Linked DNA regions of Mus musculus: region 1 is linked to region 2. A link is a loop called in an ENCODE intact Hi-C map of the cell type or tissue named here. Cell type or tissue: heart. All regions are shown on one strand. Each heading gives the region's core, and the rest is flanking DNA. Links, peaks and the distances in the headings are about the cores only.

Region 1 (8,906 bases), core at 533-8,532, 660 kb before region 2:
GTGAAATAAATGAACAGATGAACTAGTGAATGAGCAAAAATGCCAAGAGTGGAAGAGGCTGAACCACGACCACACAGCTTTCAAGGGTATAGTTCTGTCAGGTTCCAGACATGCAGCCCGCTTGGCTTTCGAGATTGGGTAGTCTTCCTCAGCTGCCTCTGTTCCTGCTGAGTTCCTAGTGTTACCGTGGTTTCGCCTTTCTCTCTTCTCTTTACTCTCCTACCTTCTCTCTCTTCTCCCCATTTCCTGCTCTGCCAGTGGCTGTTCTTCCCAGAATGCACTGGGTCTACAGAAGCACCTGCCTCCTGGAGAGCATGTGTGTGATGAGGGAAGAGGGTGAATCAGCCTCCCTTGGACCCACATGCCCAGAACAGGGCTTATAGAACTGATGAACTCTGACAAAGAGGTTCACGTGACAAGATTCTTGCTGGGGTCCCCAAAATTCATATCCTGAAGTTATCTTCAAGTAATGAGTATATTTTAGACATAGCATCTTTAGAGAGATGATTAAGTTAAAACAAAGCTGTTTTATATTTAATTTATAACTTATTTTATTCAATCCAACTAGTGTTGTTATAAGAAAACCAATGCATGTGTTTGTTTATATATGTACATATATATAGTATACATAGTTATATATTATAAATATATTTTAATTATAATATATAATTATTATATAATATATGGCCATCTGAAAGTCAAGAAGTCTAGGGAGGGTGCCCTGTTGACACCTTATCTTGGATTTGTGGCTTCCCAGCTATACAAAGAGAAATTCTTATTGTTTAAACCACCATACTGTGGTATTTATGATGGAAGCCACAGGAAATAAATGTAACTCTTCCATTCTCAAAGAGTGAGCCCAGAGCTCTGTAGGTCTAACTGTCTAAAGCAATGGCCACTTACAAACACGCTTGGGAGACATGAAGGCAAACTGAACTGTTTCCTCAGCTTCTTGCTTTAGGACCATTTGCTTTTTCAATTTGTTTTAGCCGTTGTGTGCTGCCTGATCCTCCTTCAGCAAGTGTGGGCTTCACCTGGACGGGTCTGAGAATCACATTGCCATAGATGCTGAAGCCACAGATCTTAGGACCAAATCCTCAGAAGGAAGGGTTTCTATTTTAATTCCACCATTAGTTTTAAGTGGTGTTTTGCTGGTGTTTTCAGCCTCTCAGAGGACACTTTATGAAGCTCCTTTGCTCTGTAATGGGCATCACGACTTGGGATTCCAGGCTGGGCATTTCTGGCCTTCTTTTTGGCTCTCTTATCCTTGCTTGTACGTGGAACTGAGGAGATCTGGGTTTCTTTGAAGGATTAGGACATCTGGACAGGGGAAATAAGGGACAGAGTTGCTGGCATGCATGACTATTCTGCGACCTGGAATATATGTAACTAGAATATGATTCCTTAATGCCTGGGACTAAAGAGTGACCTGGGTCATTGGGAAGTTGAAAAGCAACCAACATGAGCTCAGGCAGTTCCACACGTGGAAGCAGAACTTGGTTTCCGAGTGGCTAGTGTGCAAAATGAAGTTACTGAGTGATGTTTGACGTTCATGTGGCTTGCAAGGTTGGGACTTTCACTTCAAGGCAGGTGAAAATGCTAATGTACTAAGTGTCTGGCTCATGACAATAAGGACTTATCCTAATTTGCCTTTGGCTGCCTGTGGAAGGACCTCTTGCATCCGGGCCACCTTTCAAAACACAGATGTATGTTTGGTGGCTACAGCTGAATCAGTCCTTGCTAAAGAATTCATTAATATGCCATCTGTGTTCCTCCCCAGAGGAAGCCACATCCCGTGTGTTTCTTTTCAGATCTTCTAGGAGAAAGCTCGCCTCTTGTGGACTCAAGGGAAAGGGTCTGAATTCACCTTGCCAGAGTTTAGGGTTAAGGATAGTGAAGTTGACCAAGATAGTCCTGCATTGCAAAGTTACTGCAGACAGGTTAACCACTGAATGCTGTCCTGTCTGGTATAAATGATGCCTTTAGAACATTTTTTTTTAAATCAGAGCCTGAATTTCTCAAGGGGCATCATCCATGCCTTCTGCTAAGCTGGGTCCATTGCCCAGCACACGGAGGCTGTTCAATAAACGTGTCTCAAATAAACCCATGGAAGAATAATTTTCAGTGGGGAAGATGGGAGTGAAGCAGGTCATACTAGCTGCCAGGAGGTCATGAACTGTGGATACTGGCTCAATCTGTAGTGGGGACACCAATTTCTTTAGTGGGAAAACCCCCTAACATTTATACAGTGCTTCACGGCCTATGAGAATATTTTCTCCTCATTTGTGGGGGCTCACAGACTCCTCTGTTCCTAACGATAGTGCTGTCTCTGATTAGCAGAGCTATCCTCCTTGTTCACTAGTCTTAGACTCAGAAACAGGCATGAGAGAGCTACCCTCTCCGCTAGTGAAATATGATTGAGGGTTTGTTCCTTGGGAAGGAGGCCTGATGGTGGTTTTGAAGATGCCCACACTTCAAAGTTTAGCATCCCTCTCTCTAGTCTGCTGCACATACAGGCACCTGCTAGCTCTGGTGAGGACCGGAGATTCCATCTGGTGATCTAGATTTAAATTCTGTACCTTCCTCAATGTCTACACCCCTAACACTTCCTGAAACACTTCCTCTTGTCCAGATGGCCTGCTAGGACTTCCAGTTAAGCACACTGACCTCCCTGTTCTCAGACTATCTCCTTATCTCCAGAAATTGGCCACAAATTCTTTGTGCTCCATCTTCTAGGTCAGCTTCCCTGTAATGCAGAAAGCTACCTTACTTTCCAGGGAAGAGGATTGGTATTCACCGCTCTTGAGTTGAGCTTAAAGGATAGCTGCTGGCAAAGGTGGCCAAGGTTGTCTTGCAATGCTAAGTCATTGTAGACCCAACAATTTGCCATAGTCTGCTTACCTATTTTTGCACCAAAATGAAACAAGGAACTATTTTACCCTGGCCTCCAAGACTTCATCTGGGCTTCATGAGGAAAGGGAAGGACAGGAAAGGTCACAGGGTCCCTGATGTCTGTTTCCGAAGCCAGAGTCCCTTAGGCAGCATCCAGTTGGTTTCCCAGCAACAGAAAAAGCAGCGTCATTTGAGGTTGCTCAGGGTACCTAGGAGCAGGCCATAATCCAGGCTTTAGAATGCCTTCCTTTTGGCCACTTCCCTAGAGCTTGGTAGAGTCAGCTGGGCACTGAGGAGGACAAACCTGCAGGTGCTGGGACTAGGGAGGCCAGGGCCAGGATAAATGCAGAGTCTTCCATGCAGCCGTTTCCAGTTTCCTGTCTGGGTCATCCCTCCTTCCTTCTGAATCCAGACGGCTTTGTATTAAATGAATTTTATGGGGGAGGGGTTTGCTACACTCTATATCCCATTTAGCTCCCAAATAAGAGACACAGAAACCTGGTATTTTGTTTACAAGCTGTTGCCACTGTGCTGGGCAGATTCTGAGCTATTTTAACGCTGCTGGATTGTCAATAATCAGATAAATGCCCCATTATTCACCATCTGCATCTGGTTCTGTTCCAGGTGTGTCCTTAAGGTGATTTTTCTCTTGGCCATGTGCTCATAATCTATCCTGCCTCACAGAGACTTCCTTCTCTCTCCTCTCTCCTCGTGGTTATAGCACATTGGTCAATACAATGCCCATGTCCAGACTGCAACCTGATCTTGGGGCCCAGAACTCAGCAGCTAATACACAGCACACAAAACCAGCCCCAACAGCTTTGCTTGCTTCCATTAGAGCATTTGGTGTGCTGCATTGAAGTCATTGGCAATTGTCACCAGATGAAATGTCTAGGTCTTCACCAGCTGCAGTGGGCACATGTGTGTGCAGCAGAATGTGAAGAGGGGGCTGCAAAACTCTGCAGTCTGGTCATCTTCAGGACCACCATCAGGCCCCCTGCCTGAGGAGCAAACGCTCAATCATATTTCACCAGGAGAGAGGCCATGGAGGGGCGTGTCCAGGGCACTACATAGGGCATTCGGAGGTATTCATTTTTTTATTCATGCATGTGTGCATGCCTGCACCTGCTCCACAAATATGCAGTGCCAGTGGCGACCAGAAGAGGGTGTCAGATTCCCTGGAACTGGAGTTACAGATAGCTGTGAGCTGACATGCTCTTACAGTCTCTTGGAGAACAGCAAGTGCTCTTAACTACAGAGCCATTCTTCAGCCCCCAGAACTTTTTTCTTTTTCTGATAGGATCTCATGTTTACCAGGCTGACTTTCCTCTAGTTATGTAGCCAAGAACCGACCTTGAGCTTCTGACTCTTATGCTTTGAGTTTCTGAGTTCAGGGTTACAGGTCTTCCCTACCATGTCCAGTTTATGCAGTGCTGGGAATCGAACCCAGGGCTTCAGGCATGCTAGGCAAACACTCCATCAACTGAGCCACAACTCCATTGCCCCATCCCTTTTGAGACAAGGTTTTACTCTGTAGCTCAGGTTAGCCCTGAACTCACAATAATCCTGCCTCAGCTGTTTGAGCATGGGGATTACCAGTCTGACTAGCCTCATCTGACAAGAATATATTTGCATCATGGTGCGTCCTGAGCTTGCTGGAAAAAAAAAATAAGTGTTAAATTTTAATTCTTCCTTCGCAGGCAGTTCCAGGTAGATCTCTTTCTTGGGTCCTAAATGACACAAAGGAGCTGTGGGGGATCACAGAGGGCTTCCCAGCATGGGGACCTGAGAGCAGCTGGTTGACAGTCTGAGCTGGGTGAGGGGAGGGGTCTTTAGCCCTTGAGATAGCTTAGTGACCTCAGGAACCTGGGCCTGCATCTCCTCATTTCTCTGCCCTCATTTGCCAGCAAAGCCCTATCCCTTCCCTTCCCAGCTCGGCCATGTGCCGCATGAGGTTCCAGGCAGCACACGTCTGTTTTTAGCTTGTGCCTCACGTGTGCTCGGCTAACTTAATAAGCTCTCTATAGGGCTAGCTTTCTGGAGAGACTGTTGCTAAGGGCCAGTCACACATTTCTCACTGTGTTGTGATGGAAACGTGATTAAATGCTGATCTGGGCACAGCACAACCTCAAGAAGTGTTTGGCTGGAGTGGGGTTTCATGGGCCAATGGGGCTAACCTTGTGACTTCAGCAAACGACTGGAATGCTAACACACCAGGAAGTAGGGGGCTGTGAGGACCCCAGGTGCATGCATTTGAAGCATATGTTTACTTGGACAGCTCTGCCTGAGCACAGCCAGGGGTCGCCTGCAGCAGGAGTCATGTGGCCCTGCCTGCAGGTGTGGATGAGCAGTTGCCTGTGGGAGTCATTGCTCCCTCAGCAGCTGGAGGCTGTGGAGCCTAAGTGAGGTAAAGAAGGGTTGCAGAGGAGACGGGCAGCAGACCTTTGGGAAGTGAGATTTTGAATAGAACCCTGACACACCAGTCTGGATGAGGGAAAGTGAGGAATCCTTCCTTAACAGGGCAGGGAGGATTAGTGTGAATGTCCACCTCAAGAACGAGCCACTCTGCAAAATTGTAGCCATGGTCATACTCACTGACACAGGCCTGTCGACACTCTTTCTAGGTGACTCCTCTTTCTACCTTCATAATTGCCCCGAAAAATTGCTATAGTTATTCTCATTTTACAGATGAAAACCGAAGCACTGAGAGGTGACATGGATTGCCTCCAGTCACAAGGTTTCTGACTCTAAAACATCCTAGGATTGGGACATTTGAAGGTGAGCTGACAGGAAGAGGGCTGGTGGGCAGAACAGTGACACTTGGCAAGAATAGTCAGCTGCCTCCAACAGCTTGGCCTAGATCCTGTGGCCCAAGGGTCTCTAAAGGGAATTCTGCAGAAATTGGCACAGCTTTGTGAAGTATACGCAGATCGGTCTGAATTCACACACAGGTCTGGTTGCAGCAGAAGTTACACACTGATAACCCACTACAAGTTGAAACTGGCAGGAGCTGAAAATGCATTTGGTATCCTAAGCTACCAAACATGACCACTTAGCAGCATGGAGTACTAGACAGTATTTTTGGTTATTTCCACTCATGACTGTAAACTTCTTCACAATGAAAGCACCTTACAAAATTGTCTGTCCCTTCCACCAGAAAAGATCCGAATTCCAACTTCCACGTACGGTTTCTACTCAGTGTGAATGGATAAGTAAGTGGAGAGATTATGCCATGTTTGTGGAAAGATTCGTTGTTCTTAAAATGTCAATTCTTTCCAAATTAATCTACAGACTAAATGTATTTACAATGAAAATATCAGAGGTAGTTGGGTGTGCTGGTGGACCCTACCTGGGCTCTCAGTGCTCAGGAGGCTGGAGCAGAAAGATGAGCACAGGTTTCAGGCTATCCTGGGCTACAGAGTGAGACTCTGAATCAAAGAAGGAAGGGAGGGAGGGAAGGAGGGAGGGAGGGAGGGAAGGAGGGAGAGAGGGAGGGAGGGAGGGAGAGAGGGAGGGAGGTAGAGAGGGAGGGAGGGAGGAAGGAAGGGAGGGAGGGAAGGAGGGAGAGAGGGAGGGAGGGAGGGAGGGAGGGAGAGAGGGAGGGAGGGAGGAAGGGAGGGAGGGAGGGAGGGAGGGAGGGAGGGAGGGAGGAAGGAAGAAAGGAAGAGAGGGAGGGAGGAAGGGAGGGAGGGAGAAAGGAAGGGGGGGAAGGAGGGAGGGAATGGGGGAGGGAAGGAGGGAGGGAGGGAGAAAGGGGAAAAAGCCCAAAGGGAATTCTGCAGAAATTGGCAAACTGATTTTTAAAAATGGTAGAGAAATGCAAATGATCTAGAATAGCCTAAAATTTTTTAATTTAAAAATTGACTTTGATTAAAATATTGATTCATAAGAGCAAATTTGGAGGGTTTTACAGCTTAATATACACTTCCATTAACGTGTAGCTGTAGCCTTTAAAGCACCAAGCTTTTCAAAGCAGAAACTGTGGGTCGGATGAAGCAGAGATTTCATGATCAGGGAGGGGCAGAGACATGGAGGATTCACAGGCCAGGTGCACTGGTTAGTTCCATGTCAACTAGACACAAGCTATTGTCATCAGAGGGGAGGGAGAACCTGGCATGTGAGTGTGACAAGCCTGTGTGGTCAACAGTTTCTGTACATTGGAAGGCTAATGAGAGAGAAATGAGAATGGCAGATGTCAAGTCCCAAAGAAACCTGGGAGACTTTTGGTATAGCATTGGAAATGTAAATGAGCTAAATACCTAATAAAAAATGGGAAAAAAAAAAAAGAAACCTGGGAGAAACTCAAAGAAACTCTGTACCAGTGGCTCCTCCCAGCACTTCTCGCCCCGCCCTCTACCTTAAACCTCTCCAGCCTGGGGGCGGGGCTTCTCTTCCCCTAGCATCTGAATCTCTAAATTCTGGCATCTGCCTCTTTCAGCCGCTTCCTCCCTCCACCTTCTCTAACCCGTAGTGTCTCTTCTCTTACTCTGTATATGTCTTCTCTATCTCTTCAGCTCCTGGAGCCTGCTACTCTTCCTGGGCAGCTCTTTATTAAAACAGTTACCCCTCTTCCTAACAGCTACACCCTCCCACCCTCCTGGGCCTATAAATTGTGACCCTTGTCCCTCATGGTTCCTCACCCCGCCCCATCCCATCCCCAAGCTTCGTGCTATGGTCTGCAGGTTCTCTATGCTCTCTGGGCCTCTACAGTATGGTGCTGGAATCCTTCCATAGGTGGAATTCTTCACTGCAACCCCGTTTTCTGATGCTCAGCTCCCTCTTGGACCTTATAGGAACTCTTCCAGAGGAGTTCAGGTTTACGACCCTTTTTCCTTTTCCCCTTAGAATCAATTTCCTCCTTGGACTCATAGGATTTTTATTAAAGCCTTGAAATCTTACTGCAAAGAGCTTGGTCTCAGAACAACTCAGGCAACGGCCCAAAATTGGCACACTCATCCCCCAAATCCTAACACTTCTGCCACCGCACAAATAAATGATCCCCAAACCTCTTTTATCTAAGTTTTATCTGCTCTACAACTCCCAAACTCCCTATTTTCCACTCTTCTAAATCTTTTATCTCTAAGATTTCTCTACATTCTGCTCTCAAGAAGTCTTTTAAGACTAGTATGTAGATACTTTTTTATTTGGGGATTTGTAAATTCATTAAGTGTGGTTAAAGAATCTGCAAAATCTATAATAAAAAGTTAGCTTAATACTTGTAACAAAAGGTTGAATCTTATGTGATTCATTTTTTAAAAACTTAAATTCAATTTTTGTTTAGGAAAATTGATGTTTTTAAATAGCAACCATGTGGCTTTCCTTCACCTTGGCTGATGACCTCATCATGATGGAGGCAAGCGTGCGGCTGGCAGCCATTTTTACTAAGGTTAGAGAGTACATACCTGCAACTTCACCACAATCTTGGTTAAGGTGACCATGTGGTATAAACCAACTAAAGAGATAATTATAGAATGTCTTAGCCTCACTGAGCACTCTGTTTATCACTGTATCTTCTTTTTAGATTAAGGAGGCAACAGCAGGTCTCCAAATATATTGGATTAGGATGGATTTTCATGTTATGAAAAGTTCATGAAGATAAACTCAGAAGCTGACACAGAGGTATATATCTAACTACTTATGTTTTTGTGAGCTGTGTTCAACACCAGATAAATTCTAAAAGATAAATTCCCAGATAAATTCCAAAGGTCTACTCAACAGCTACTGACTTGAAGATAAATGTCTACCCTCTTTGTCTTTATTAACTTTATTAAGCTTTGGATATTTGGATAAACCAAGTCTTACAAGAGTGTGACAGTCTGTAATGGTGCACTATAAACGGATAAAGTTCCCAGTTTCTCTACGGACTGTATTTATGGTTTAAAGTTTCATTTTTGATGCTAAAGTATCTTCAATGAAATCTTCAACTCAAATTATTAAGGCTCAAACTTAACATTAATTGACTTTATAAAATTTAAATCTTAATTTTATCAAAATTACTAACTTGTAAACTGTTA
Region 2 (8,906 bases), core at 251-8,250:
ACTACATTTCAAGCATTCCACAGCTATGTGTGACATGTAAACACCAGAGCCATGGACACATGGATGCGTGGCTATGGGCATCAAGGCAGGATGCTGAGAGAGATGCTATTCTAGGGCTGGGCAGCAAAATCATCCTTAAGGAGCCAGACACTTAATATTTCAGTGTCTGCAAACCATGACTCTTCAGGTTTGCCACTGGGGTGTAAAAGCAGCCACCAATAACACATACACAGGCACGAGGAGGCTGGCATCTGCAGATTTGGGTTTTCACAAACTTTCTGTGTGGCAGTCCTAACCCACCTCCCCTGGTGAAGGGACTGGGGTAGGATTAGGCCTTGAGAGGCCTTTGCCCTCTACTAAGGAAGGCACATACAAAGGTAACATCTATGAGGCACAAAGCCTTCCCCATGTCTCAGCCATCAAAGCAGTAAGAAGCTCTTGGTGCAGCCACTCAGTTTGTGGCATGTCGTTTCAGGAGCGGGGATGGACCAAGACAGCTGGCTCCCAACAGAACTTTATTTTGGAAGAACAGGTGGTGGGCTTCAGGCTGCAGTTGGCTGACCCCAACCTTGGGCATTAAAGCACCAAAAAAAAAAAAAAAAAAAAAAAAAGACCACACACACACATATGCACATTCTCTCATACACACATACTCTTTCTCTCTCTCACACACACACACTCACTCTCTCTCTCACACACATACTCTGTCTCTCACGCACACACACATACTCAGGCGCTCTCTCTCTCTCTCACCACACACACACACACACACACACACACACACACACACACTGGACTGCCACTATCCATCTTGGGAACACAACTAACATTCCTCACAGCATTGCTCTAAGAAAGCCAAAGCTAGGAACTCTTGCCATGAGTTTTGTAACCAGCCTGGGTTTGCTGGCTAGACACAAGCTAGCCATCAGCGAAGAGGGAGCCTCAGTTGAGAAAATGCCTCCCTAAGATATCCGGCTGTAGGCAAGTCTGTTGGGCATTTTCCTAACTAGTGATTATTAGGTCTAAAGAAGGCACCCAAAATGCAGTGCTGCTGACAATGTCCTAACAACAGTCTGGGCTCAGCTCAGGATGACTCTGTGCAGACCGGAGGACTGGTACCTGCGCTCACCATTGCTCGGGAATCTTATGAAGCACATTTCAGCTTGTCCATCATCTGCCTCCTACAGCCAACTACTACTGGCAATGAATTTTCTAGTTCCTGATTAACTCAAGCAAGCCTGTAGCAGATCAAAGTTCCCATGCTAGTTTCTCCCGTGCTAGCTTCTCCCATGCTAGCTTCTAGACTGATCTGGCTCACACTGCCCCCCAGCCCCACCCCCACCCCTAGGCTGCTACCTATCGCCTTAAAAACTTGGCAAGGCCACCAGCTTGCCATTCTCTCTGCACCCCGCCCCCAGAGACTGCATTGATGGCTTAATCCCCAGTAAACCTTTCTGTCTACCCATGGAGTGGTCTAGCTCAATATTTCACTGCAGCCTTGCTTACAGTGAGGGCGGGTGGTCCTGGGTACTATAAGAAAGCAGGTTGAGCAAGGCATGAGGACAAGCCAGTAAGCAGCACCCTCCATCAGCTCCTGCATCAGCTCCTGCCTCCAGCCTCCTGCTCTGTTTGAGTTCCTGCCTTGGCTTCCCTCAGTGGACTGTGATAAGAAATGTGAGCCAAATAAACTCTTTCCTGTCCATCCAAGTAGCTTTTAGTCTTGGTGTTTCGTCACAGCAATAGTAGGACCATTATAACTAGAACACTGAGCTACACAAAATCCTATAAGGAGGAGGAGGGGGAGGGGGAGGGGGAGGGGGAGGGGGGAGGGGGAGGGGAGGGGGAGGGGGAGGGGAGGGGGAGGGGGGGAGGCAAAGCTACACGATTTTCCAAAAATCCAGAGGAATGAGATCGCGTGGGCTTAAGGGTTACAGACCAAAAACACAGTCCTGTAAATGATGTTGGCACAAAAACAAATCCAAGTGGATCTTCATGGTCAGTATGCTATTAAGTGAGCTCCGCCCCCAGCACTGGCAGGGGGCGGGGCCAGGGAGCCACCGGTGGTGGGGATGGGGAGACAAAGTAGCAACTTCCCATCCCGAGGTCATTCAAGTCCACCCAGGTTAGATTTGAGCCTGATCAGGTCACCCAGCTGATTTTTATCTTGCAAATAATTTACAACTAGGGCTAACAAGATAGCTCACTGCTGAAACCGTTGTTGTTGTTGTTGTTGTTTTGTTGTTGTTGTTGTTTTAAGTTATAACTCTGAAGTTCTGTATCCACTGCCTCATCTTTCCCTCTGAAAGTAATTTTAATCTGGCTTCTGCTACTATGAGGTTTCCTGTTGGAAGGCAGCAGGATTTACAGTGGAAGAGGCCAGGCCTGCATCCAGCCGCATCATTCAGGACACAGTGAGTCCCAGTGGGTAGAACCTTATCCAGTATGTCAAGAATATTGCAACCAGGGCTGGTGATATGGCTCAGCGGTTAAGAGCGCCAACTGCTCTTCTAAAGGTCCTGAGTTCAAATCCCAGCAACCATATGGTGGCTCACAACCATCCGTAACGAAATCTGATGCCCTCTTCTGGAGTGTCTGAAGTCAGCTACAGTAGTGTACTTACATATAATAAATAAATAATTGAAAGGAAAAAAAGAATATTGCAACCAAAACACAAACAAAACATACTGCAGTCCCATCTCAGACTCTGGGCTGTAGATGCTTGACAACTCTCCCAGGATGTCTGTCTAACCCTGGGCACATGTATATCTTCTTCAGCCCATATCCTCCTACTGTGTCTCTAAAACCTACAGGGGGAAAAACCCAAAAGGTAAAATCCCTTAGGCTTAGCTATCATCAGGTCTTGTTCTTCTTACAGAAAGGAGGCTCTTCCCAACAGGAAGATGGCTTATTACATTGTATATTATTACTCTAGAAAAAAGCATTGGCAGAAAAAAGAAACAGCTTTGTGTCATGTGTGGCTACACACACCTAATCAAGAAACTCAAGGGGGGGGGGGGGACAGGAGTATCAGGAGTTCAAGGTCACCCTCCACTACACAGCTACTTTGAAGCCAGCCCATGCTATATGAGATCTGGTCTCAAACAAACAAACGAGAAACTTTGTAGCAAATACTAAGCCTTTCTTCCAACCTCCTGTATTTATAGTAAGAATGCATTGTGTACCGAGGAAAAGAGTCCCATCTCTTTGGCTGAGTCGCTCAGCTTTTGCACATCGTCTGGGATGTGGAAATGTGAGAGGAGGCGCCTCAGCTGAGGTTTTAGATCATCCCTGTCTGTCACGTGCTGAGGCAAGACAAACGCAGCATCTGTTCTCCCTGACCCTGAAAAATATCCAAAATCAAGAGCGCGACCAGTGAGTGGGAGGCGGCAGAGACAGCAGATGGCCTTGGAGAGAGTTGGAAGCAGGCCCTCTGCTGGTGGGGAGCCGTTTTGTTCTCCCCTGACCCTGTGCCAGGCAAGCCTGCACCTTTTTTGCCACCCAGCCCCCATAAGCTTTCCTGGGGAGGTGCAAGTACTCTCAATGATCTCACAGCCCTCAGGAGAAACCCGCTAGAGCTCCTGGGATATTCTGTATACAACGGGAATGTCACTCAAGGGCACTCGGCAGAAACCTGACCCGACTTCTCAGTTCTCCGGAACACAAAAGAAGAGCAGAGAGACCGAAATTGATCCTGACGACTAAATTCTCTGGCAGCTGTGTAACAGAAAACCTGAACCAAGTCTCAGAAATCATTTCACCGGGAAGGATTGGTATGGCAATGGGTAAACTGAGGCGTAAGGAGGTGATATGCAGGACCAGGGTGACAGAAACAGGCCTGGAAGCCAGTCCACTTGCCTCTTAACCTACTAGTTGTAAAGATGGAGACAAAATGTCTACAGTCATGGCTACTGTCTTTCATCAAAAAATATTACTATCAAATTACAACTTATTACAAAGATGTGACTTTGGCATATAGGAAGACAGTGGTCCAAACAGGCCTTTCCAGTTAGTCTTATGTCAATTCCACACAAGCTAAAGCTATCTGAAATGAGGGAACCTCAATTGAGAAAGTGCCTCCATAAGATCCAGCTATTAGTGATTAATGAGGAGGGCCTGGCCCATCGTGGATGGTGCAATCCCTGAGCAGGTGGTCCTAGGTGCTGTAAGAAAGCAGACTGAGGGGCTGGAGAGATGGCTCAGCAGTTAAGGGCACTGACTGCTCTTCCGACGGTCCTGAGTTCAAATCCCAGCAACCACATGATGGCTCATAGTCATCCATAATCAGATCTGATGCCCTCCTTTGGTGTGTCTGAAGACAGCCACAGTATACTTACATATAATGAATAAAATCTTTTTTAAAAAATGCCTTGATTTGGGTATTCCAAAATAAATAAATAAATAAAAAGAAAGCAGACTGAGCAAGCCATGGGCAGCAAGCCAGTAATCAGTGCCCCTCCGCGGCCTCTGCATCAGCTCCTGCTTCTAGGATCCTGCCTTCCCGAGTTCCTGTCCTGCCTCCAACACTGAGCAATGTGGAAGCATAAACCCTGTCCTCCCCAGCTTGCTTTGTGGTCATCATGGTTTGTTGCAGAAATAGAAACACTATGTCACAGTAATCACGGCCCCCTGCTCTACGCTAGTAAAGGCCAGGCTCTTACCTGAAACATGGGGACCCAGAGGACCAGGGGATGCAGCGTGAAGGTCAGTGACACAGGCTTTGCCATCTTCCTCACTAGATCCAGAGACTTGCTTAGCAGCTAGGCTCAGCACCCTGGAGATGGGCAGATACTGGAGTGCCTAGAGAGACAGACCCGAGCGGGCACAGGTCAGCCTAGGTTGCGACAGAGAAGGAGGGAGACAGGGCTGAAACTTCAGAAACCTTCCCCATGAGAGAGGCTGGAGCTGGGAGACCCAGCTGCCACCAACCAGGAAACACTTCCTCTTCCCCACAGTGGTCATGGACTTGAGTGGGAAAGCACAGGTGCTCAGGGTGTGAGGAGAAAGACCCAGGTTTATTTATTTATTTATTTATTTATTTTTAAAGAGCTATTTATTTATGTGAGTACTCTGTAGCTGTCTTCAGACACTCCAGAAGAGGGAGTCAGATCTCATTACAGATGGTTGTGAGCCACCATGTGGTTGCTGGGATTTGAACTCGGGACCTTCAGAACAGTCAGCGCTCTTAACAGCTGAGCCATCTCTCCAGCCCCAAGACCCAGGTTTAGGAGTGCATGGTTGTACGATCATGTGACAGAGGAGAGAAAGAAGTACAGACCACAGCGCTCGCTGGCTCTGCAGAGGGAATGGATCCGGGTGACCACCGGGTTTCTTTGGGGATCCTCTAACCTGACTTAGGGCATCACCCTCATAATTCTCACTCCATACTGTCCCCTGACCCCCTGGCTGCTTTGGCAATGCTGGGGACAGAACTCCTTCCTGGCCCTGCTCAAGCTATGGTGCATATTCTACACCTGCGCTACTAAAGCCACCTTAACTATTTACTTTATTACTCGTCATTATGTTCTGAGACAGGTTATCACTGTGTATAAAGCTAATCTTTAACTCACCACAGAGACCAGCTTGGCCTCAGAATCAAGACCCTCCAGACTTAGCCACTGGGATTAGATAACACCACCATGTCCAGCCCAGCTCCGCTTTCTAACCCCATCACATTGTAATAGAAATTTACTCACGCCCCCCCCCCCCCCCGTGCGCCTCCACCCCTTCCAACCAGCAGGGGACCCTGTTACTTTTTAGCAAAGGCCAAGGCTTTGCTGCATGGCCCAGGACAAGCATCCTGACATGATTTCCTCATTACATTCTGCCAAGGAAAAGCCGTGTGCCGGAATGGAAGTCCCTGAATCCTAAGACACCAAAGGGAGCAAGAACTGAATGAATACCAAGCAGAACGGGAGAGGTTTTCCTGAGAGAGCCAAATGGACAGAGTGCTGGCTGGGGAATGTTTCCTCATGTCAGGGCACCGTGCTTCCCCTTCCCCTTCCCCAGGGCATGTGTACCGGCACACTAAGGGTCCTACTACCTGCAGGAAGTGATGGATGGTCCTGAGAGCATGCAGGTGACACACTAACCACCTGGTATAAATCGCCAGGTCCTCCTGAGTCACCAGGTCGGGACGGTTGTTTTTTCCCATAAGTAAGTTTTCTCTAGCAACCGACAGCCTTTCTGCTCTCTGAACTGAGTCGTTGAACTCCTGCATGATGTAGTCAACTTGTTTCTGTTTAAGAGAGATACAGACACACCGTGGGCTGTTGGCAAGCATTGTTCTCTGCAATGCTGTCTGGGCGGCAAATAAGGGACTTTTTGAGTCCCACCCCCCCAAGTTCTTCTACAGTTTGGATTCAGTTGAGAGAGGCAGTGTCTTACTCTCCCAACTCTGAGGGACAGCAATTTAACAGTGCAGGAGGGTGTTTGGTATCAGGAGTCTACCTCCGACCTTCCTATTTTGGCCAAGTCTACAAGAAAAAAAAATGCACATGTCCTAGGTCCTAGGTAAAAATTATGTCAGGGCTCATTTTCAAAGTAGGAATCTTTTTTTTTTTTTTTTTTTTTTTTTTTTTTTTTTTTTTTGGCACTGTGACACACACCTTAATCCAAGCACTTAAGAATCAAAGGCAAGCCAGGTGTGGTGGCACACGCCTTTAATCCCAGCACTCGGGAGGCAGAGGCAGGAGAATTTCTGAATTCGAGGTCAGCCTGGTCTACAGAGTGAGTTCCAGGACAGCCAGGGCTATACAGAGAAACCCTGTCTCGAAAAACCAAAAAAAACCAAAAAACCAAAAAAACAAAAAGAGAGTCAAAGGCAAATGGATCTATGTGAGTTTGGGCCAGCCTGGGCTACACAGTGAGTTCCTGGACAGCCTGGGTTATATACTGAGCCCCTGTCTCAACAACAACAATAACAAAAGTAGCAATCTTTGTCTTCTGCTACTTTATGGCAGAGCACAGGAGAAGGCATGTCCATCGGTTCCTTTCCTATCTTTAGTTGTCAGTTTCTTTTAAAAAGAAAGGCAGCCTGCCATGTGTGGGGCCTCGCTCGGGCTTGACTACCACGTTCTCCTACAAATGGGCCTTGCAAGCATGTTTGGAGTTAAGTGTACGTCCTTAACCAAACACTGCTTGTCCTCTAAAGAGGCCTTCAACCCAGCAAGTAGCTTCAGGGTACGCACAGAGAGCTGTAAGGAGGACATCAGGGCCACCCTGAGCAACCAATGGGATGACCGACATCACGGCCACATTGTCCTTTACAACAACGACAAGCTTACTGGCCGTGTTGCTTTATTTAGAAAATACATATATAAAGCAACTAGAGATGGTTCCGTGGTTAAACATGCCAGCTGCACTCACACAGGCAGCTCCTAGCAACCTGGCTGTAACTCCAGTTTTAAAGGGGATCTGCTGCCCTCTTCTGGCATCCATGAGCATTGCATCCATGTGGACTAATGTGTGCACACACATAAACACATTAATTTAAAATGAAAATAAAAGTCTTTTTAAAATTACATCCATATATCATATATACATATACATCATTACATATGCGATGCACAGATACATGCTCTCCCACCGGGTCTGCTCCCTGGCCCCTTACCTTATAAAGAGGGTAGAGTTCTTCCATGGCCATACTGGTCTGGCAGAGCCTCTTCCACCTCAGCACGTGCAAATATTTACTCTGGCCCAGCTGCGTAATTCTCTCTGTGTAATACTTTACCAACAACAAAAATAAGCACTTACCAGAATATAATTATAGAAAGGGGGCTGATCGAGCCTTACGAACACTAACAATATAGGTGATGGTTGCTTTGAAAATACTTTTTTTTTTCTTACAGGAACACCATCAAATGAAGTCTGGTTCAAGATCCTTCCGATGTAAAGCAACAAGAGCAAGCAGATGTGTCTAAATCTCTGTGATCTGCTACTGAATTAACTGGTCACAAGCTCCTTCGTCAGCTACTGGACTGTTGGCAGTGACTTAGGATACTATAGGCTTAAAGTCGAGCTGAAGTTCTGGGTGGAGAAACTGAAATTATGGCTGGGAGAAATGCTGGATCAGTAAAATGCTTTTCAGAAAAACACAGAAACCAGAGTTCCATCTCCAGAACATATGTTGAGAAGAAAAGAGAAGAGAAGGAAAGGAAAAGAAAGGAAAGGGGAGGAAAGGGGAGGGGAGGGGAGGGGAGGGGAGGGGAGGGAAGGGAAGGGAAGGGAAGGAAAGGGAAAAAAGACAAGAAAAAGCAAAAGCAAAGCCATTTCTGGCGGCACTCAGAACGCAGGGGAGGCAGAAACAGACAGGTAGGTCCCTAGGGCTCGTGACCACTCGACCTTCCCTGCTTGGCAAACTCCAAGAGAGAACTCCTGTCTCCAAAGAATAAGATCACAGCACCCAAGGTGTGACACCTGAGGTTTTCCTCTAGGAAACATACAAGCACACACATGTACCCATGCATCCATGCACACACACACACACACACCTAAACCTGTGAGTCAAAAAGTCCATTACAAGTAAGATTAGTGGCTCAGAGAGGTGGCCCTCTGGGTAAGGGAACTCCTTATGCAATCGTGATGACCCGGGTTTGATTCCTGGGACCCTTGTGGAGATGGAAGGCAGGAAGTAACTCCATCAATGTTGTCCACCGTCCCCCACGTGTGCACCACGGTGCGTTCCAAAACACATACACAGAGTAATAACAAAAAAGAAAAAAATTAAGACTATAGTTTATAAAAATCAGACTGAAAATTTTCGCTTACAATTAAAATAAAAGCAGTGGCACATTCCTATAACCCTCGTGCCTCGTGCTCAAGAGGCCAAGGCAGGAGATTTATGAGTTTGAGGGCAGTCATGCAGATGGCTTTTCTATCCAGGGATAAAAATGACGCTGCGAAGAAAT

Evidence for each region. Peaks named below come from ENCODE experiments on the same cell type or tissue, not always from the same donor. Only the 100,000 strongest peaks of a DNase experiment are listed, where the experiment ranks them.
Region 1: a loop joins it to region 2, with 3.0 times the contacts of the local background. A loop is called at or near these places in 15 of 42 quality-filtered maps.

Annotation. Positions count from the first base shown.
Region 1 is chr10:41,011,835-41,020,740 of GRCm38, forward strand. No RefSeq gene overlaps it. Among named protein-coding and RNA genes, the nearest start is that of Gm48057, 19 kb to the right of the region's middle. In heart, for the core only: a CTCF peak has its summit at 4,049 (motif pointing right); no DNase peak of the experiment used is centred there; H3K27me3 peaks cover 287 bases.
Region 2 is chr10:41,675,558-41,684,463 of GRCm38, forward strand. It overlaps Ccdc162 (coiled-coil domain containing 162), which reads right to left. Exons shown (of 48, transcript NM_001358562.1): 5 at 7,610-7,723; 6 at 6,041-6,235; 7 at 4,659-4,797; 8 at 3,183-3,340. Among named protein-coding and RNA genes, the nearest start is that of Mir3473b, 9.3 kb to the left of the region's middle. In heart, for the core only: CTCF peaks have their summits at 3,429 and 7,434 (motif pointing left); DNase peaks (open chromatin) are centred at 3,364 and 7,424; H3K4me3 peaks cover 585 bases; H3K27ac peaks cover 946 bases; H3K27me3 peaks cover 9 bases.